Linked DNA regions of Homo sapiens: region 1 is linked to region 2. The links are chromatin loops, found by intact Hi-C in ENCODE. Cell type or tissue: PC-3. All regions are shown on one strand. Links, peaks and the distances in the headings refer to the core of each region. The heading gives the core; the rest is flanking DNA. Region 1 overlaps COL5A2 (collagen type V alpha 2 chain). Region 2 overlaps COL5A2 (collagen type V alpha 2 chain).

Region 1 (9,809 bases), core at 546-8,545, 66 kb before region 2:
TGAAACAATGCTCCTTCTAGAGGAAGACTAGAAGAACAAATAAAAAGAGAGGACAAATTGTTTCAGTCAGAATGAGAAAAATGGAACAGCCTGCTAAGAATAGTTGTGAAATTTCCATCCTAAGAGACCTACAAGCAAAATGCACTTTATACTTGCTTTATATGTAGGGGAATAGAACTCTCTGATACCTGTCTTACCTAAATTGTAGGCTTTTTGATATATGACTGTTCTGTTGCTGCACAATATTTAAAAGGGGTTAAGTGTTCAATTATAAGTTTCTAATAATAAATTCCCTAATGATTCTATAGATTTCTTATTTTGGATATAAGCCACAAATGTAAATATTTGTTTCTATTGTTTGTATTAATATAGGCTTTGAATAAGTTAATTTGTATGGAATAATGGTCTGTCTAAAGTTTTACTAAATTTAATTTTCATATCCACTGAGAAACATAAAGTTCATGTACTCAGATCCAGATGTGCATTACAATTACTTATCATTTAATACCATGTGGACATGCTTTGTAGAATGTCATTACCATGGAAGCAGTTATAGTGTTTTTCTCACATTTGCATCATCTATACCATTTGCCTCATAGCCATATAAAAAAGGTTCAGTAATTATGTTGGAGTTAACATGAATTAATGAATGAATCAATCGGTCAATGAGTTGTAAGTAAATATCAAAGTGGATATAAACGAAGAACAAATTGCATTTTTATAACATTGCTTTGCTCTTGTGTTTCTGATGATACCTGATGACAAATGAAAACAAGTCATGAAGATAGTGGCACATAACCACAGTCTGCTACATTGGCAGCTGCTTTGAGTATATTCTTCACCCAGCTCTCCCACACTACTTTTGGAGAAAGGCAGCAAATGACACAGCCTACCAGTTATCTCTCTAAGTCGGGTAACTGCTAACTGAATTAAAATGATTATTTCATGGCAGTACTCATTGTTAGGATTTTTTGTTGTTTCATAGATTGGTCTGTCTCTCTATCTGTCTATCCATGCATCCATGCATCCATCCATCTATCTTTCACCTATCTGTCAAGTTTGTTCAAGGCCTATACCAATCTGCTAAGTTTCAATTTATTTTCGTTTTCACAATAAATTAAATGTGAAATAGCATTTGCAGCCCTTCTCCTTTGACATATATTCATATCTAATTTATTCCAAATGAGACAAATTTATGATATTGCCCTCTGAATCAAAATGTGTAAAACTGGCCAGGATCTCCCCTTGATAGCATCACTCTTACTTATCATGAATGTGTAGCATTGCTTTATCTGTTATCTGATAAATCATTTTATTAAAGTTCCACTGTGTGCAAAAGTAAAGAAAATTTATGGAAATTGGGACCAGCAACAGTTTCTACTGCCTTGATCCCTGTGCCCATCTCATTTGGATACAACTGAAGTAAATGCCATAATTTTCAAGATAACCAAAAAACAGAGAGCACTCTTGGGCAAAAAGAACTATCTTCGCTTCGTAGGATTACCTTATTGATGGCAAGTGACCAAGCTGACCAGCTATACTCGGGTCATGGATGCAGCCTACCCTGTTTTCAAGTGTAAAGCTTGTGTCCAGAATTAGATTTTAAGCTCTCTGAAGGTGAAGGAGGGGAGAGGAGGGGAAGAAATGTCTGTTTGGTAAAATGTTCAATTAATTCTGGATCTTTACTTCCCAACCAATGAGAGAGGGGCTACAGGCCCATTGAAGTCAAATTGACATTCTTCGTTCCTTCCTTCCTTCCTCCCTCACTTTCTTCCTTCCTCCTTCCCTTCCTCCTATCTTTTCTTTCTTCCATCAAATGTGTATTGTACTTCTAATATGTGCAAAGTATGTACTATGCAATGACAAATGCAAAGAATAAAAGGTTAATCAGACATTTTCAATCCCTAAAGATGTCACAACTTTCTGGCAGAAACAGATATACAAACAGAAATTAACCATAAAGTGAATGGTTAAGAGGCATCTGTCCTTTGGAAACACAGTAGCTGAACTGTGCTTATATACTTGTCACAATGTATTTGTATGGTACTTTGTACTTTTCAAAAGCTTTCAAACGTTTCAGAGCACAGTTCTGTGTGGATAGTATTGGATATAAGTCTGCTTATGAAAAAGAAAATATGCAAAGTAACACTTACCTTTCTTCCTCTACCTGTAAAAAGAAAAGAGTAAATGTGTTATTTTATGAGGAAACAATTATTGAGAATCTGCTAAATATTTACTTTCAATAATAGATTTCTTCTGGAGTCAGAATTACAGTGATAGTGATTACACTATCAGCAGTAAGCAGAATTCAAAAGGTTTTGGATCAATACTTCCATAAAAGGCAAAAAATGCATCTTTTTGGAAAATTCTAACATGATATTAATATTCTTCACAACATTTATATGACATTTAAAGTTCATTAAATTATTAAATTAGCTATTAAAGCTATAATGAATTATCTTTCATCAATATTCTCCATTTTTGCTTTTTATAATTTTATGAGCAAGGCTGTTTATTCATATGGTTCAAAAGCAAAAATGTATTAAAAGTATACAATTATACACTAAAAAATGTCATTCCATCTGGTCCTGTGTTCCCTATTTCCACTTTACCCCCACCCCCACAGGAGGCCACTATTATTGGTTTCTCGTATGTTGTTCTCAAGTTTAGTTTGGAATATTTAAGAAAATTATTACAGACTCATTTTTCTACTTTTTCCATACTGTTCTTCACTTGTCTGTATATCACATAGTTCATTAAATCTTACAGATCTTTGCTCATCAGTATATAGTTTCTTTATTGTTTTTCTTAATTTTTTTATAAGATTCCACTGTATTAATCTAACACAATCTATTTAACTAATTTTGACCTTTACCCATTAGGGACATTTGGATTGTTTCTAATCTTTTGTTATCACTAGGATGTACTTTATCATCTAACCAGGACACTTTTAAGAATGAAAGTGAAAGTTATTGTTTATTATGCCAAGAAAATTGATGTAATTTGGGGTTTTCCTAGGCAAGCTAGAATGAAGGTCATGCTGGCTATTAAAAATAATATTGTAATGAGTAATTGTTACGTATACGCTACATGCAAGTATATTTGTAAGATAAATTCCCCAATATCCTTTTTGAGTTAAAGGTATAGGCATTGGTAACTTGATAGATACTACCAATATCCTTTCATAGAAATTATACCACTTTACACTCCACAAATAATGGACACATTTCCCCACAGGCAATATGCAGTGATACCCAGTATGCTATCAAACATTTTAATTTTGGCCAATCTGATAGGTAAAACATGATAGCTCAGTATAGTTTTCATTCACATATTTTATTATGAGAAAATTTGACAGTTTTGTCATATATTGAAAAATCATTTGTATTTCCTTGTTCGAATGATTAGCTAATTTCCCTTGCCTATATTTTTATTAGGTTATTGATATTTTAATTATTTATATCTAGTATTTCTTTATATGTAAAGAATATTAATTCTTTGTGAATTGAGTTGCAAACATTTCTACTTTGCTCATTTTTTGTGTCACACAAATGTTTATTATTTTTGTACATTTTTATGCCTTCTGGGCTTTGAGTCAGAATTCATAAAGTCATATATTTTAGAAGACTATAAAGAAATTATCCTATGTTATCTTTGAAATCATTATGATTTAATTTTTCTCATTTAAATCACTGCTTTATTTATAATTTGTGCTAGTGTAGAATATATTTTTATTATTCAACTTCATTTTTTTCCAGATGATTGCCTAGCCATTCCAACAAGGTTTATGAAATAATTCTTCTTTTCTCCACTGCTACGATGCCATCTTTATTGTATTCAATCTGACCATGTATATTTGGATCTACTTCAAGATTTTATTTTATTCATGTATCTACATCACATTTTTTAAACTAATGAATCCTTTTTAAAATCTTGTAGGGCTAGTCATCCTTAATTGCTCTTATTCTTAAGGATTTGCCTGATTATTCTTTCTTGTGTAGTCTATGAAAATTTTAACTTGCAATATGTTGAATTCTCAAAGAAAGTGTGCTATGTTTATATTGAGATCATGTTAAAATCACTAATTAACTTATGGAGAATTTATGTGAGTGTAATGTTTAGTCTTTCTAACCAAGAACATAATAGGACATTCAGTCTTTTAAATACTTAGTTTGAATTAGCAGTATTAAAAAATTTTCATCAGATCTCATACATTTTGTGTTAAGTTATCCTTAAGTGTCTGTTGCTATTACAAATGAGGAATTTTTATTCCTATTATTTCTTCTATGATGTAATTGTTTATACATAGTAAACCTATTAATTTCTGCTTGTTAATTTTGCACTCTCATGTCTTACTAAATTCTTTTATTTTTTGTAGTTTTATTTTTACTCAATTTAATAGGTTTGTAAGCATACAATTGTATTTTCTGCAAATGGATAGTTTTTGCTCCTCTTTTTAGAGTTTTGAAACCTCTGATTTCTTTTTTTAATGTCAAATTATTTATTCAGGCACATTCAGTACTGTTAAATGGTAATGGTGATAATGGATACTCAGTCTATCTTTGTGTTTAGTAGGGATGCTTTTAGTATTAAGCATAATGAAACTTTTAAGTTGAGATGTAAATATTGTATTATGTTAGTATCATTTATTACCAAGTTAGTAACTGTCTTTATCAAAAGTATTTACTGATCATTGTCAAATACTTTTACTTTAATTATGAAAGAATTCATATACTTTCTCTTCATAGATCTGTTAAGATAATTATTTTTATTAATAGCTTCCTTAATAGTCAATTATTTTGCACTTGTGGAATAATCGCCACTTTTTCATGAATAATTACTCTCTTAATATGCTAATAGACTTAATATTTTATTTAGAATTGTAAAAAAAATTTATGAGATCAGTTCATAGTTTTTTGTGTGTGTCATTGTTATTACTTTTGCTGTAAATAATATACTTCCTTCATAGTAAAACTTTGAAAGTTTGCTGTCTCTTTCAATGTTCAAGAAGAGGATTTAAAAGCATTAAAACCATCTGATTTCTTTTTAAGACCTTTTAGTTGTTTGACACAACTGTGAAAACACCTGGACTTGCTGCTTTGGGAATCTAGCTGCTTTGCAAATTTCTCTGTTTCTTCTAAGAAAATCCATGTTCTAAGATTTTCTGTTTCTACCAGAGCTAGTCTTAGTAAATTACATTGTCTTAGAAAATTATTCATATTAGTTTTCAAATTTATGAAGATACAGTTGAATAAAGGGACCTCTTAATGATTCTTTCATGTTGTTTTACTTTCATTAGGTAATTTTTTCTTTATCATTTTTTGCTTTAGGTTAGATCTTTTGGTTGGGTTTTTATGGGACCATGTTTTGGATTTACATATTATTTCTACTATATTTCAGTTTTCTCACTTTTCAACTTCTGTTTTTATCTTTACAATTTTTTTCTTCCACTTACTTTCAGTTTATTTTGTTGATTCTTTTTAACTTTTTGAGAAAGATGCTAAATGCACATACTTTTATTCTTTCTTTTTATTTATATAAGCATAGAACTATGATTTTTTGTTAAAATTTTAAAAATAAAATGTTTCACTGTGTTTTCAAGTATCTTTGTTTGGTGTGTTAGAACTTCTTATGTTTAAAAAGATTTATATATTAGTTCTATCAATTATATTCCATATTCTGCTAAATTATGTTAACATTCTTTTACATTACTCATAGATCTGTATTTGTTTAGACAGTTTCTATTAGTTCCACTAAAATGAGCAATGATAAAATTGACAGTGTTTCTTTTTTCTTACATGCCGCTCAGGTTTTCTTCTAGCATTCCATTTTAACAAGGAAATGTTCTTTTTAGCATTTATTTTTGTAGTGTTAAATGTGCCACTACTTTGTTCATGTGATTTGTCAGGTTTGAATGATATTATCTGACTTTCACCTTTAAAGATGAGGAATTACCAAACTCACTCTAGTTCATACTTTCTTTTGCCTCCCCCTTTCATTATATATGTTTTATAATTATTTCTGCATTGTCAGAAGCTATAATATTTACAATCCCATCTGTCACCCTAAGTTACACTTTTGTTTTAGTCTTTTTCTAGATTTAAATATAATAAATGCTCACATAAGTTCTTTGACAGTTTCTTCAATTAACTCTTGGTTGCCTTGCATTTAGCCGATGGTAGTTTCCCTGAGAAATTTATAGAAACAATAACCCCACAGAAATGCTTTTACTGTAGCTTTTATATTTGAAGGAGAGAATGGATTTATATTTAACTTTAATTAACCATATTATCTCCTTAAGAAATATGTATATATTGCTCCACTGTCTTCTGACACTGGATACTGTGGAGAAATTTGTGACCAGTCTTAACAACTTTTCCCTTGAGAAATAATCTGTTCTTATTCTTTGACATTCTAAAGAAGTATTTATTTATCTTTAAAGTTTAATGACTTCATTAAGTTACATATGTCTCTGTTAACTCTTTTAGGTCAATTTTTCAGACATGTGGTTGCCATTTCAATATTGACATTAAAGTTTTACTTCATAAAATTTTTCTTGTATTATATTGTTATTTGTTCTACTCAATTGTATTAATTTTTTCTTTGGGTGCCCATCTTCAGGGTTATCCCTTGCTTGCCTTCTACATCTATTATTTTTTAACTCTTTAAAAATTGTAATTCATTATTTTCCTATTCTCATGGCCCTTGCTTTATTTTGTGTGATATCAACTCTCCTTATGATCCCTCATATTTCATCTTCATTTCTTTGTGATGATTTGATTTTCCTTCTATTTCTTTTCTGACCATTACTTATTTCTGCTTTATAGCCTTCTTTCTTAAAGAGAATTACTTTATTAAGTTTTTTTTTTTTTTTGGTTCACGGTAAAATGATAGGTCAGAATTTTCACATGGTCTATAGCAATATATTTTCTGGTGTGTTATCTCGTAAATTTAGCTGAACTCAACCACTTTTTATCTTATGGCATCTGTGCATAATGCAATTGCCAGCTCCTAGACCAACTATTTGAAGGAGACTGTATATTTTGGTGTGTTTTCTGATATTTGCCACCATTGTTCCCATTTGCTATTCACTTATCCCCACGGATTTAATTTTACTTTATTCCTGGGCTGTTTTGATGATTGTATTTGCTTTGGGTAGCTCTTATATGTCTTGGTTTTAATTCTTTCTTTTATATATTTCTTATTACATTACTGAAAAGTGAGTGTAGGTATTTACCCAAGGCACATTGTTTCTGTTCAAGAAGCAGAGAAAAGGTAAGTTGCTATCTATTTCCATATACATACTGTTGAAACCTTTATTGTATTTGCTGTTATTTGCAATGAAATTTTGAAAAAAAAATAAAGCCTTGATATTGTCTTGACAATGATGAATTAGAAGTCTCATGACTGCTAACACAAATAACCTGAAGGTTTAATATTGCTCTTACCTTGTTTATTGAAACCTATAAATATAAACTTGTTTCCCTAACATGTATCTTTAAAATATGTACTCATACTGAAATACATAATATCTGTTAAACACAGAAACTTTTTCTTCAAAGAAGTTTTAAAAGTTTTACTTTATATTATTTTTTCTCCTGGAAATCTATTTCATTCTTTACCTAGCCAACATGAAAAGCATTCTGCATTTAAGAGCCAATGTAATACAGGGTGCTGTGGCACTGAATTACATTAGGAATAAGTATTCCATTCACTAGGACAAAGTTGGCATCATTGTAGATAAATGTGTTTTCTAGATCTTCTCTCAGGCATTAATGGACTTAAAGGGAAACTGAAAAATAACTTGGAGGCACTCATCATGCATATGGTAACAAATGATCATCTTAAGTGATTCAAGAAATTCTCAGATTAGACATAACCACCAAAATTCAGCCCCAAATGCTTCAGATATTTAAGAAGACAGGAAATTACTGTCTGCTTCTATCTAACTTTAGATGAAGTGAGTGAGCAAAATCATTAATCATTAACCCCAAAAGCCACCAAAAAAGCTGCTTAATTATTCTCTTGAGTTGCTGAATGCTGAAAGTGAAAAACACTGCAACTATAAAGGTGAGTAACTGGATCAATTATGAGTTGGCCCTAAACATTCTTACCAAAATTGGTATTGCCACCTCCAGGTGTTTGTGAACAGACAGGACAGCATTCCCCAGGGGGCGTTACAGGGTCGGCACAGTCCAGCACATCCTGGCATTCTATCTTGTCACAGAGAATGGCTCCATTGTCACAGACACAGATCTGACAAGGGGCAGGTTTCCAAATGTCCCTGTTTAAGTACATCTGGCCATTCTGAGTGCAGGCTATTTCTTCACCATATCCTTCTAAAATAAGAAAAGAAAGAAGAGGTTAGTAATCTGAAATTATAGAATTGAGAAAATAAAAGGTGAGCCATCTTGTGGATTCTAAAAAATTCTGGACTAAGAAGTAACCTTCCAAGGAGCCAAACACAGATGAACTGATTTCATTTCATAACAAAATAATATGTAATTCACCATGAAATAATGATAATGTATCCTTGCATGATAGGGGAAGAAATAAAAGTGATACAATGGAGGTATATTTTTTAACCAGATAATGCTTCCTTCAAGATTTTATTCTTGAAGGTATGAATGATGAAACATGAGAATATCAATAAAGAGGGATAAAAGAGAACCATCTGAAAATGGGGAGAAAATGAATAGCTCAAAGGAGAATATAAAATTTGAATGTTTGGTGAACCCTATTATGACTTGCAACTCACTGGAAACTTTAGTAAATTCCACAACAGGAGACAGTATGTTTTCATGTACCATAGAAAAAAACTTCAAAAAAGAAAAAGGTGTATGTTTTTATTAAAATTATTTTTAAATGTACAGTAAAAAAGTATAACCATGTCCCATTTCATGGAGTAGAATTCTATTTGATATACTAAATTGATGGTGTTTACTCAACTGTGGCAGAAATGCAAAACTTATGCAGATAATGAGTGAATTATGTTTGCATCAAAATTAATTAAGGAAAACCATAGCCAAAATAATACAGTGAGTTAATATATATTTGTCTAGTGCTTTTCTACATTTACATTACAATTTAAGAAAGTTTGGGAAAATACACACACATATATATGTGTGTGTGTGTGTACACATATTGCTCAAGAGCAGTTCTATTATACATTTACTAACAAGTAAACACATATATTACATCATTAACTTTGTGATTTTATAAGAAATACTACAGAATTTTAAAACATAATGTGGATCAAATCATCCTTGCTTAAATACATCAAGAACTTCCCAACTACTTAAATTCAAAACTTCCTTATAAAGGCTAAAGACCTTCTTTCCCATTTCTTGCACAACTTGACCACTTTTGCCCAGCACTACCTCTCCTTCCTTCATCCCAGGCCCACATGGCTATCTATCATTACTTACTTCAATGTCATCTCCCCGCGAAATTCTTTTCTGACTACCCTGCAAAAATTAGACTTCCTTTACCCAACTGATATTTTTCAGAGACCTTTTCAAAGAACTCATTCACTCAGCCATTCATTCATTTATTCATTCATTCATTGTGTATTATATGCTAGGTAATTGAAGAGATACTAAAATGTGAACAAATAGGCAAAAATCACTGCCCTCAGGAAGTTTATTAGAATGAGTATTAATTTTTTATTTTTGTTTAGTTTATCTCCCTCACTAGAGAAAAACTAGATGAAAGTAAGGACTAGGCGTCTTGTTCATCACTGTATTTCTTTTCTTTTTTTTTTTTCTTTTTTAAAATGGAGTTTTGTTCTTGTCGCCCAGGCAGGAGTC
Region 2 (9,809 bases), core at 1,164-9,163:
AAAACTTACCAATTCTATTTTATTATGTCATCCTTCCTATGCCCCAACACAAACACCCACAGTGAAACTTAGAGCCTATTCACTGATTTATCTTTATAGAACTAATTCTAATTCAATTTGTTGTCATCCTTTACATAACAGAATACACTCCCCCACTCCATTTTTTAAAACAAACAAACAAAAATGATTCTAAGTACTGTATAAGGAAATATTTCTAGGCTAATGAGAACTCCATTGGTTTATAAACCTATGAGTTGTGTCTAAGCAAAATTCAGTTCAGCTACACTATGCTTAAGAGAGAACAACAAAAGCCACAAATAAAAAACTTGCCTAATCTCATCAACAATTATCAAAACTTAAGGAAAAATAGGGAAGGATTGAAGAAAGAAGTGATTTTTTTTTTTTTTTTTTAGTCCTGGGAGCTGCTTTGTAAATCCCTGTGCAGTGAAGCAATGCCTCTCATTCCAAATGCAACCCAGAGCAATGCAGAGTGGAAAACAGGTTTCCAGTTTTTAATAGAGACTTCTATGACTATCATAGTTTCACAAAATAACACCTAGAAGGGCATAACACTGTAGCACCTTAAAGGCTTGAACACCAGCTCCCTGATAGAATTTGCAGTTGCTCTTCATTCATCAGCCTCAAGTCTCTTTTTTCCCAGTACAAACTCCTATTTTTTTTTTTTTGAGACGGACTCTCGCTGTCACCCAGGCTGGAGTGCAGTGGCGCCATCTCGGCTCACCGCAAGCTCCGCCTCCCAGGTTCACACCATTCTCCTGCCTCAGCCTCCCGAGTAGCTGGGACTACAGGCGCCCACCACCACGCCTGGCTAAATTTTTTGTATTTTTAGTAGAGACGGGGGTTTCACTGTGTTAGCCAGGATGGTGTCGATCTTCTGACTTCGTGATCCGCCCGTCTTGGCCTCCCAAAGTGCTGGGATTATAGGCGTGAGCCACTGTGCCCGGGTTTTTTTTTTTTTTTTTAATTCTTACAACAGAATCTCTCGCTTAACATGGAATGGTCAGTGCCCTCTGTCCTCTCAAAGCAAATATAGCCCTTTTTGCTGAAACCTCAGAAGTTTTATGTTTGTAGCCAAAGATCAGAAAACTAGGAACTTTGCAGTTAATCTTTCCATGGTAGTCAGTTAACCTCACTGTCCAATCCACTTCACCAAAAATTCTGGCTGAAACTTCATCACAACATGAAAACCATAGTGCCCTGAATTAAACTGTAACTTTCCATTTATTTAATATAAAAATCTGAGAACGAAAGAATGAGAAAAAAAAAGCTTTAAAATACTTCCAAACTAGCATAAATGAATCTGAGAGGTTCTTCTACCTCAAGAGCAAATAAGCCTATTACTATGAAAGCTAAATGAAAATATTAAATCTCTATAAATAAATTGTATTTGCTATGGGAACCATCCATATTTTCAGAATTCCATAATAAAAAAAATTTAAAGTTGATGACCACAGAACAACCATATTGAATATCAAAAATTTAATTAAAGAATTTCATAGCTACAAATTATCTGGTAAAATTCCACCTGCATCTCTCCTTCCAAGTTAAACCCATCATTTTTTATTATGAATTTGAAAACCTACAAAGAAAGAACAGTGCAGCAAAGTAAGGAAAGTGTGAGTATGAAAAATGTGCCAATATCCCACACCAGTTTCTGCTTTCTGGAGTCAATTTCATAAAAATCTCCTGGGAGTGAAGGGAGTGAGGTAAATTAACAGCTTTTGGAAAGTGAAGAGACTTGCTACAGAGTCTGGGAAAAGATGGTCACCCCTACTACTGTATCCGAATAGTCCTGGGAGCTGCTTTGTAAATCCCTGTGCAGTGAAGCAATGCCTCTCATTCCAAATGCAACTCAGAGCAATGCAGAGTGGAAAACAGGTTTCCAGTTTTTAATAGAGACTTCTATGATTATCATAGTTTCACAAACTAAACTCTGAAGCAGACAGGGATGGTAGACAGGCATGAGGTGGCACTGGGGCATGGAGTGGATCATGCTTGGCTTGCTCACACACTGGGAACCAGCACAAAGTAAATGTATGTGGGGCTGCGAAACAGGGGAGGGGCAGTGATGCTTCAGATCATGGGGCCATTAGAAACTCTCCATTGGGAAATGCCTTTTGTTTTTCTTTCTTTCTTTTTTTGTATTAGTAAACCTACAAAAGGAAATAATACAATATGGCCTTTTTATTTGAACAGTAAAAATTTTAAATGGGTTTTAAAAGCTTATTAACACACAGATAAAATCACTGATATATTACCAAAATGATCATAGTAGAATAAAATATAAAAATTGCATTTTAAAATTTTTATGCTAGGCTTAATCTCTCTGAGAGCAAAAGTTGTTTCTTTATTTCTCTGTAATATCTAACATCTTGGTTCTCATAATCACCCAATAAGCATTTATTATCTCTATTATTATTAAATAATAATTTTTTTGAGACGGATTTTTGCTCTTGTTGCCCAGGCTGGAGCGCAATGGCGCGATCTCAGCTCACTGCAACCTCGCCTCCCGGGTTCAAGCAATTCTCCTGCCTCAGCTTCCCGAGTAGCTGGGAGCTGGGATTACAGGCATGTGCCACCATGCCCAGCTAATTTTGTATTTTTAGCAGAGATGGGTTTTCACCATGTTGGTCAGGCTGTTCTCAAACTCCTGACCTCAGGTGATCTACCCAGCTCGGCCTCTGAAAGTGCTGGGATTACAGGCGTGAGCCACCACACCTGGCCTGTTATTATTAAATAGTAATCTAATAATAATCATCTGCCATATTAATGAGTTCCTATTATTAGTTGGGAGTCACTGCTATCATGTAGGTGTTAGATAGATAGATAGTATTCATCATAATTATTTGAAGTATCATTCCAATTTGATAGATGAAGAAACTGTAACACAGAGAAATAAAAAAAATTGCCCGAGAATATGGAAATACAATTTCCAAAACCTAAATTTGAATTCGGATCACTCATACTTGAGTGAACGAATTGTGGAAAAAATTTTTCTAGATTTTCACAAATAGTACTCAATTGGCATTTATGCATGGGTGGATCTAAAATATAAAATGACTTCATGACATAGTCCCTATCTCCCAGGAAACTTATTCTTGGTTAGCACAAACACACTTGCAACATAAGGACCATCCCTTGAAAGGAAAGGGGATATTTATTGCAGATAAGAATCTCTTAGTTTCTTAGAGGATATAAGATTTGAAGCAGAACTTGGAGGAAAACATCAATAGGCAGAGGGAAGATAAAAAGAGAAGCACTGAAGTACCTAAATCGCAAAAGTTAGATGTGGGAACAGTAAAAAGTTAGATCTGAAGTGAGAAAGGATGCTGCATGGTGTGCTGCAATCAGTAGTGTTAAGGACAATAATGGAAATCATAGTATTTGTTTAGATACAGTGGAGGAGAACATGAGCAGTCTTGCAAGGCAGCTGGATACTCTTGGCACTCTTAGGTAAAAAAAAAAGTCACACAGAAGTAAGGTCAGTATAATGTGTTAAGTGTGATGCAACAGTCAATGGCAGCTTGGAATAAATTGTTAATGTTAATAAATTATATTAATAATTAATAAATAATGTTAATAAATTATAATGTCACTGGAGAGTGACATTATAAAAGTGGGACTTAGCCTAATCTGGTGGGAATGTGTAAAACGGATTCATGGAAAGAAAGCATTCTCAGTATGGTATTGTTCCTGCATGGCAGAGGTGTACTGACTGTTGTGAGATGGCCAGAGGAGCACTTAGCTCAACTAATGAGAGAATGTCAGTTCTGGGTGGAATCTGGACAGTAGAGAATGAAAGGGGATAGAGAGAGAGTGAGAGAGAGAGTTTGTGTGTGTCTGTGTGTGTTGGGGGTGGCAGCCTCAAGCAATTCCTTATTTTGAGGCTGAGAATGACAGTTGATGCGACTAAAACTCAGAAATGGGCTAGATCAGCAGGATCTTGTATGTCACACTAAGAAGCTTGAACCTTATTCTTTCTACAAGTTACAGGACCCAATGAAAGTTGTTAAGGAAGGTAAATACAAAATTAGATAGTTTTATATCACACTAGCAACAGAAGGCACCAATATATGTGTTTGTTGGAAAGCAGATACATGAGAGGCAAGGAGATGAATTTAGATGCTATCACAGTAACTGAGGGATAGATGATGAGGGCCTAAACTGAGGCATTTGTAGTAGGGATGGAGAAGAGGTACACTTGAGAAACATTTAGCAGGTAAAATGGTAGATCTTAGTGAACGATTGGAATTGTGCTGATTGAATGACTGACTGAATGACCGGGTAGCATCATGTTGCCATTAACTGGCATAAGGGGGACTACATAAGCAAAATGACCAAGTCTTGAAGGGAAGCCAATAAATTAAGTTTTGGATACACTGAATTTCATGTGGTTCTAGGCTGCCTTTGGGACAGCTGAATATATTTATTTATCTAAAGTTCATGTGAAAGATTGGGGTTGAAGAGATGTTATAATTATCAGCATTCAGCTGTTAAACAAAACCCTTAATTCTAGGTGGCCTAGGAAGAGAATATCCAGAGAGAACCAATGAACTAAATCTTGTAAGAAAAGCAAAATGCTACAGGAAAAGAGAAGAAGGAGCCCATGGATGAAGCTGAGAGGGAAAGGTCAGGGAGGTGGAGGAAGAACCTTCAGAGAGTAGCATTTTAGGAAAGCTGGAGTGGTCAATGGTCTCCAATAAAGGAGAAAGGCCTGATAAGATAAGATGAAAAGGGACCCTTGGAATATCACACATTTTAATCCTCACCATGCTAGACCAGCTTAAGTGGAAAGAGAGGCCAAGTGAGGGCATAGGAGGCAGAGACAGAAAACTGCACTGCTCCTTTTAAAGCAGCTGGGCTAAGAATAAAGACTGGGTGGGAGCTAGACACAGGCTGTGGGAGAGAGCTGAACTTGTTTACAAGCTAAAGGGAAAGAGCAGATAGAAAGGAAGTGGCTGAAGTTATAGAAAAGAGAGCATGACTGATGGAACAAGTTCCTCAGGGAGATGGAGAACAAATAAAACACAAAAGAACAAGTCCAGGAGGTGCTTCAAAACAATTCAAAGATTTGGTGAAAGCAATTTAAAAATACACCACTAGGGTTTATATCTGTGGTCAGTGAAGTAGATTGTAATGTCACTTTCCGTGTCTCATTTAAGTACTCTAAAATTACTTTTAAGTAAATTTCTTAAATGGTCCTCCTAAGAATCCCATCAGATGACAAAGGTGCATACTATTTCCTCAATATTTCAGATGAGGACACAAATTCCCAGTGAGGTTAAGGACCCTCTGCAGGTAGCAAAACTGCTAAATAGAACGAGGACCAGAACCCAGCTGTTCTCTCACATGATGGCTGGACCAAGCTTTATTATACTTGTTATACTACATAGACTACAACGAGGCTATGATGCTTACGTTGCAAGTAGTGTTTCCACCAATAATATAGTTTGCTGTCATCTTAAAGCTGAATTCACAATTCTGATTGGGCATCTCAAATAAAAGGTAAAAAGGGGTACAAAACTGTGAGACTGTCTTTCCTCCTTCTTAATCCTAAACTTAAAAAAAAAAAGCATGTAAACATTTTTGAGTTTGAACATAACACCAGAAGGCTATAGGAACAAAGTTTGATTAATTAATTAATATTAATTAATATTGTTAACATTTTTCCTCTTCTTTTTTTTTTTTTTTTTTTTGAGACGGAGTCTCGTTTTGTTGCCTAGGCTGGAGTGCAGTGGCATGATCTCTGCTCACTGCAGCCTCCCCCTCCCAGGTTCAAGCGATTCTCCTGCCTCAGCCTCCCGAGTAGCTTGAATTACAAGTGCCCACCACCATACCCAGATAAATTTTTTTGTATTTTTAGTAGAGACAGGGTTTCACCATGATGGCCAGGCTGGTCTCAAAATCCTGACCTCAGGTGATCCGCCCACCTCAGCCTCCCAAACTGCTGAGATTACAGGAGTGAGCCACACACCCAGCCTCTATCTTCTCTGTAGAAGGCAAGATTTAGATAGGAATAATCTTGCTTTATTGTAATTTCCCTTATACATTGTTTCTTAGTGAATATTTTAGTATAAGATGAAGCCACCTTGATTTATTTGAAGGGTTTAGTTTTTAAAACATTGATAAAATGAAATAAAAACCTTAAGGTTGCCAATATGGTCACACCTTTAAAGCAAAATTTTCCATAGGATAGAGTACTTCCCATGCAAATGCCAAGAGTAAATAGTCTTTTAAATATTGAATATCACAGCTCATTCATCTTACGTAAAATTTAGATAAATATATATGAACTTTATATGGAGATAAATTTAAGAAAACTAGATTATCAGTATCTTCCTGATAATTTCATTCAGACTCCAAAAGCCTACTCAAGCTGTGACTTTTAGATATAAGAAAAGTTCAAAGACTTCATATTTATCAGTAAGTTGATACTGTCTCGTGCTACATTTTTAGTGAAAATTATAGTTTCATGGATATAAATAATAAAAAATATTAAATCAAGGAATATCTTTATATAATTCCAAGATTTGTCTTATATAAACTTGTGTAACTTGCCCAAATTTATACAATAGATCAATTAATAATCAACACTTCCAGTCTTTTCCCCCACCCTTACTATATCTCTAATGTATAAATCTAAGCTTTTCAATGTTGTGATCTCAGAGAAGAAAATCCGATTAAAGATCAGTTGATCCATGTCCATACATTTTAAGAATGCCATGTAAGGCCAGGTGATGATGCATTAATCATTCTTCAAACCAGAGAAAACTGTATGATTTTTAAAAACTACATTCTGTGGCCATAGATTAACACGATTCCAATCTTCTAATTTCCAGCTTCTTAAAACAAAGCTTCCTCTTTCTGCTTTTGCCTCACATCCTGCATTAGGTACCTGTCTAGAATGATGAACACAATGAATTTCAGGCCTGTAGCGATAGTGCTCAAAGTGTGAAGAGCAGAAAGTAAGAGAGAGGAAATATTGAAAATGAAAAACATGCATTCACCTGGAAACACATGCAAATGGCATGTGTCTTCTGCATAGTAGAATGATTCGCCTAATCCACCATGAGGGGTATTTGGGCCTTGAGTTATTTTTCCAGAAGTGATGGTGACTTTGCAATGGTTTACCTACAAACTTCAACTAAGCAGCCTTATAAGTAAAATGAATAACTAGAATAGCAAGTTATTACCAAAATCTTAATGTGTAGCCTCGGAACATAAAAGCCAACAGGTCCACAACAAGATTCAGAGTGTCAGTCAAAGATTTAATACAGTGGTTCACCAATGTAAATCAGAGTCAACTGGAGAGCTCTAAAAACATACAGATGCCCAGACCCCATCCAAACTTCCTAGATATTTGGAAAGTAGAGGGGTCTAGAATCTATATTAGTCACAAGATCTTAGGTGATTCTTTATACCATTTTTTATCAACACTGATCTGTGGCTTGCTTACCAATGACCCTACGAGTCATGGTCCAAGTATACATTGTGTTAGTCAATATTAAAAATTCACTAAATCTATGAATCTACCAATGTACATATGTAGAAAGAGATATACTCTTCAAACTAAAGCTTCAGTTTAGTTTGAATAGAAGTTATAGGTGTCAAAATTTATCTAAAGACAAGAAGCAAAGAAAATGTAGCCTAATATTTATGTGCCATTCAGTCTTCTTGGCTTCACAGTCTACTCAGTAATGAACAATAACCAAAGTGGATCTAGTCACACAACTATATTTTGTCCATTGAAACCGTAAGATCTAGGCCACTAAAAGTAGCTGACCTTTTTGCTCACTGAGGTAGGGACCATAAAACTCCTAATAGTGGTGCTTCCTTTTATCCTTCATAGCAGAACTCAATTCAGTAGAGTATATTGCCAGCACCACCCAGGTAAGGGCTACATTTCCTAGCCCCTCTTGAAGTTTTGTGTGACCATATGACTAAATTCCGGCCAACTGTAAGTAAGTTTAAATGTTATGAAGACTTTAAAGTCTTCATAAAAGGGGGCAGGGTGGGGAATGGCTCACAGTTTTTGTTTTCCATCCTCTATCCACATGCCTAGAAAGTACACGCAATGGCTGGAGCTTCAGCAGCCATTTAGGACCATAAAAATAAATTTAAAAAAAAATACCTAGAGATATGGGAGCCAGGAGAGGTAGAAAAAACCTCAGTCCCTGATGACTTTGTGGAGCCAATATGCCAGCCTTTCACTACCTGCTTAAAAGCATTTCTTTATATTTAAAAAAGAAAACTTTTTTTTTTTTTTTTTTAGACAGAGTCTCACTCTGTCACCCAGACTGGAGTGCAGTGGCACGGTCTCAGCTCACTGCAACCTCCGCCTCCCGGGTTCTAGCAACTCTCGTGCCTCAGTCTCCTGAGTAGCTGGGACCACGCCTACCTAATTTTTGTGCCACCACGCCTACCTAATTTTTGTATTTTGGGTAGGGACGGAGTTTTGCCATATTGGCCGGGCTGGTCTCGAACTCCTGACCTCAGGTGATCCGCCCACCTCGGCCTCCCAAAGTGCTGGGATTACAGGCATGAGCCACTGCGCCTGGCCAGAAAACCTTTTTTTGTTTGTTTAAACTACTGTGTTCTGCTACATGTACCCACTATAAAAGTCTGAATGTCCTACATGTTTCATAGCATGTATTTCAACAGTAATGAGTTTAAAACAATTTATGAGTTAACATGCATCTTAAGCTATGTATACATATTTATACATATTCTGTACCTCCTTTAAAATGATGTCATCCAAATACTACTGAGTGTTAAATATCTGCTTCCTGATTTTTGTATCGTAACAATGAGATAAATGGCAGACATATCATAAAAATGCAAGAGACCATGACATATAAGACTGTGAGCCCCTCATCTCTCAGTAATCAAAAGTTAGCTTGGGTCCAGGAGGATATCAGTGTAGGATTGCAACATGATGGCTGTAAATTCATGGGCCGGGAGCCAAATATATACTCAGATATATTTTATTTGTCATATGCAATATCTTCTGAAAATGTTAATTCTGAATGCCTTAAAGTGGACATGCACCTTCAGTTCTCCACAGGCCCCATCATCACCTATTGATGTACAAACACTGGCTTGCTTCACTTGTTTATATTACCTGCCTGGCCTCTGAAAGCATTGAGGTTTACAGTATTTGGAAACAAAATGATACATTTCTGCACCTTCCCTTCTCCATTGCTTATCCCATGTTGAATACAATGATTCATAACAAAGATTATTTTCTAAAATTAAGCATGCCTACTTCTAATAACAAGAATATATATAGCTCACTAGATGCTAGGCATTAACTTAGGAATATAAATACACTGTAAATGCTCTAGCATTTTCCTTAACACAAATGTGGAATCTTTTGAAGACCACCACCCCAATGCACACACACTCTCACCACACGCACACACACACGCACACACACTCTTTAAAAGCTGATTTTGTCATTTTAACTCCCTGATTTTTCACACACACACATACACCCACACAAACTCTTTAAAAGCTGATTTTTTTCATTTTAACTCCCTAATTTTTGTTACGTTAGTTTTAACTAAAGTCAGCCCAACTCCCAAACTTTCTCCTTTCAGTTTCTTATAAATTTAGAAAATCAAATCAGTTCTTAAAACTCAGTGAGAATGGAACTGATTTTGGCTTAAAATGCCTAAAACTTTATTTATTTACTTTTATCTTCTCATTCATATGTTTCTATCAGGCAGGCATACTCAGATTACATTTTACATTTCTGGTAAATAACCACAGTCAAGTAAAGGGAAATA

What was found. Hi-C counts contacts between places; a loop is a spot of excess contacts. Peaks named below come from ENCODE experiments on the same cell type or tissue, not always from the same donor. Only the 100,000 strongest peaks of a DNase experiment are listed, where the experiment ranks them.
Region 1: it touches region 2 in a loop (2.3-fold over the local background); 19 of 110 quality-filtered maps call a loop at or near these places.

The regions. Positions count from the first base shown.
Region 1 is chr2:189,102,111-189,111,919 of GRCh38, forward strand. COL5A2 (collagen type V alpha 2 chain) reads right to left here. Exons shown (of 54, transcript NM_000393.5): 2 at 8,115-8,339; 3 at 2,154-2,167. Among named protein-coding and RNA genes, the nearest start is that of MIR3129, 26 kb to the right of the region's middle. In PC-3, for the core only: no CTCF peak of the experiment used is centred there; no DNase peak of the experiment used is centred there; H3K27ac peaks cover 2,701 bases.
Region 2 is chr2:189,167,272-189,177,080 of GRCh38, forward strand. All of the region lies in intron 1 of COL5A2 (collagen type V alpha 2 chain), which reads right to left. Among named protein-coding and RNA genes, the nearest start is that of COL5A2, 7.6 kb to the right of the region's middle. In PC-3, for the core only: CTCF peaks have their summits at 5,146 and 5,348; no DNase peak of the experiment used is centred there.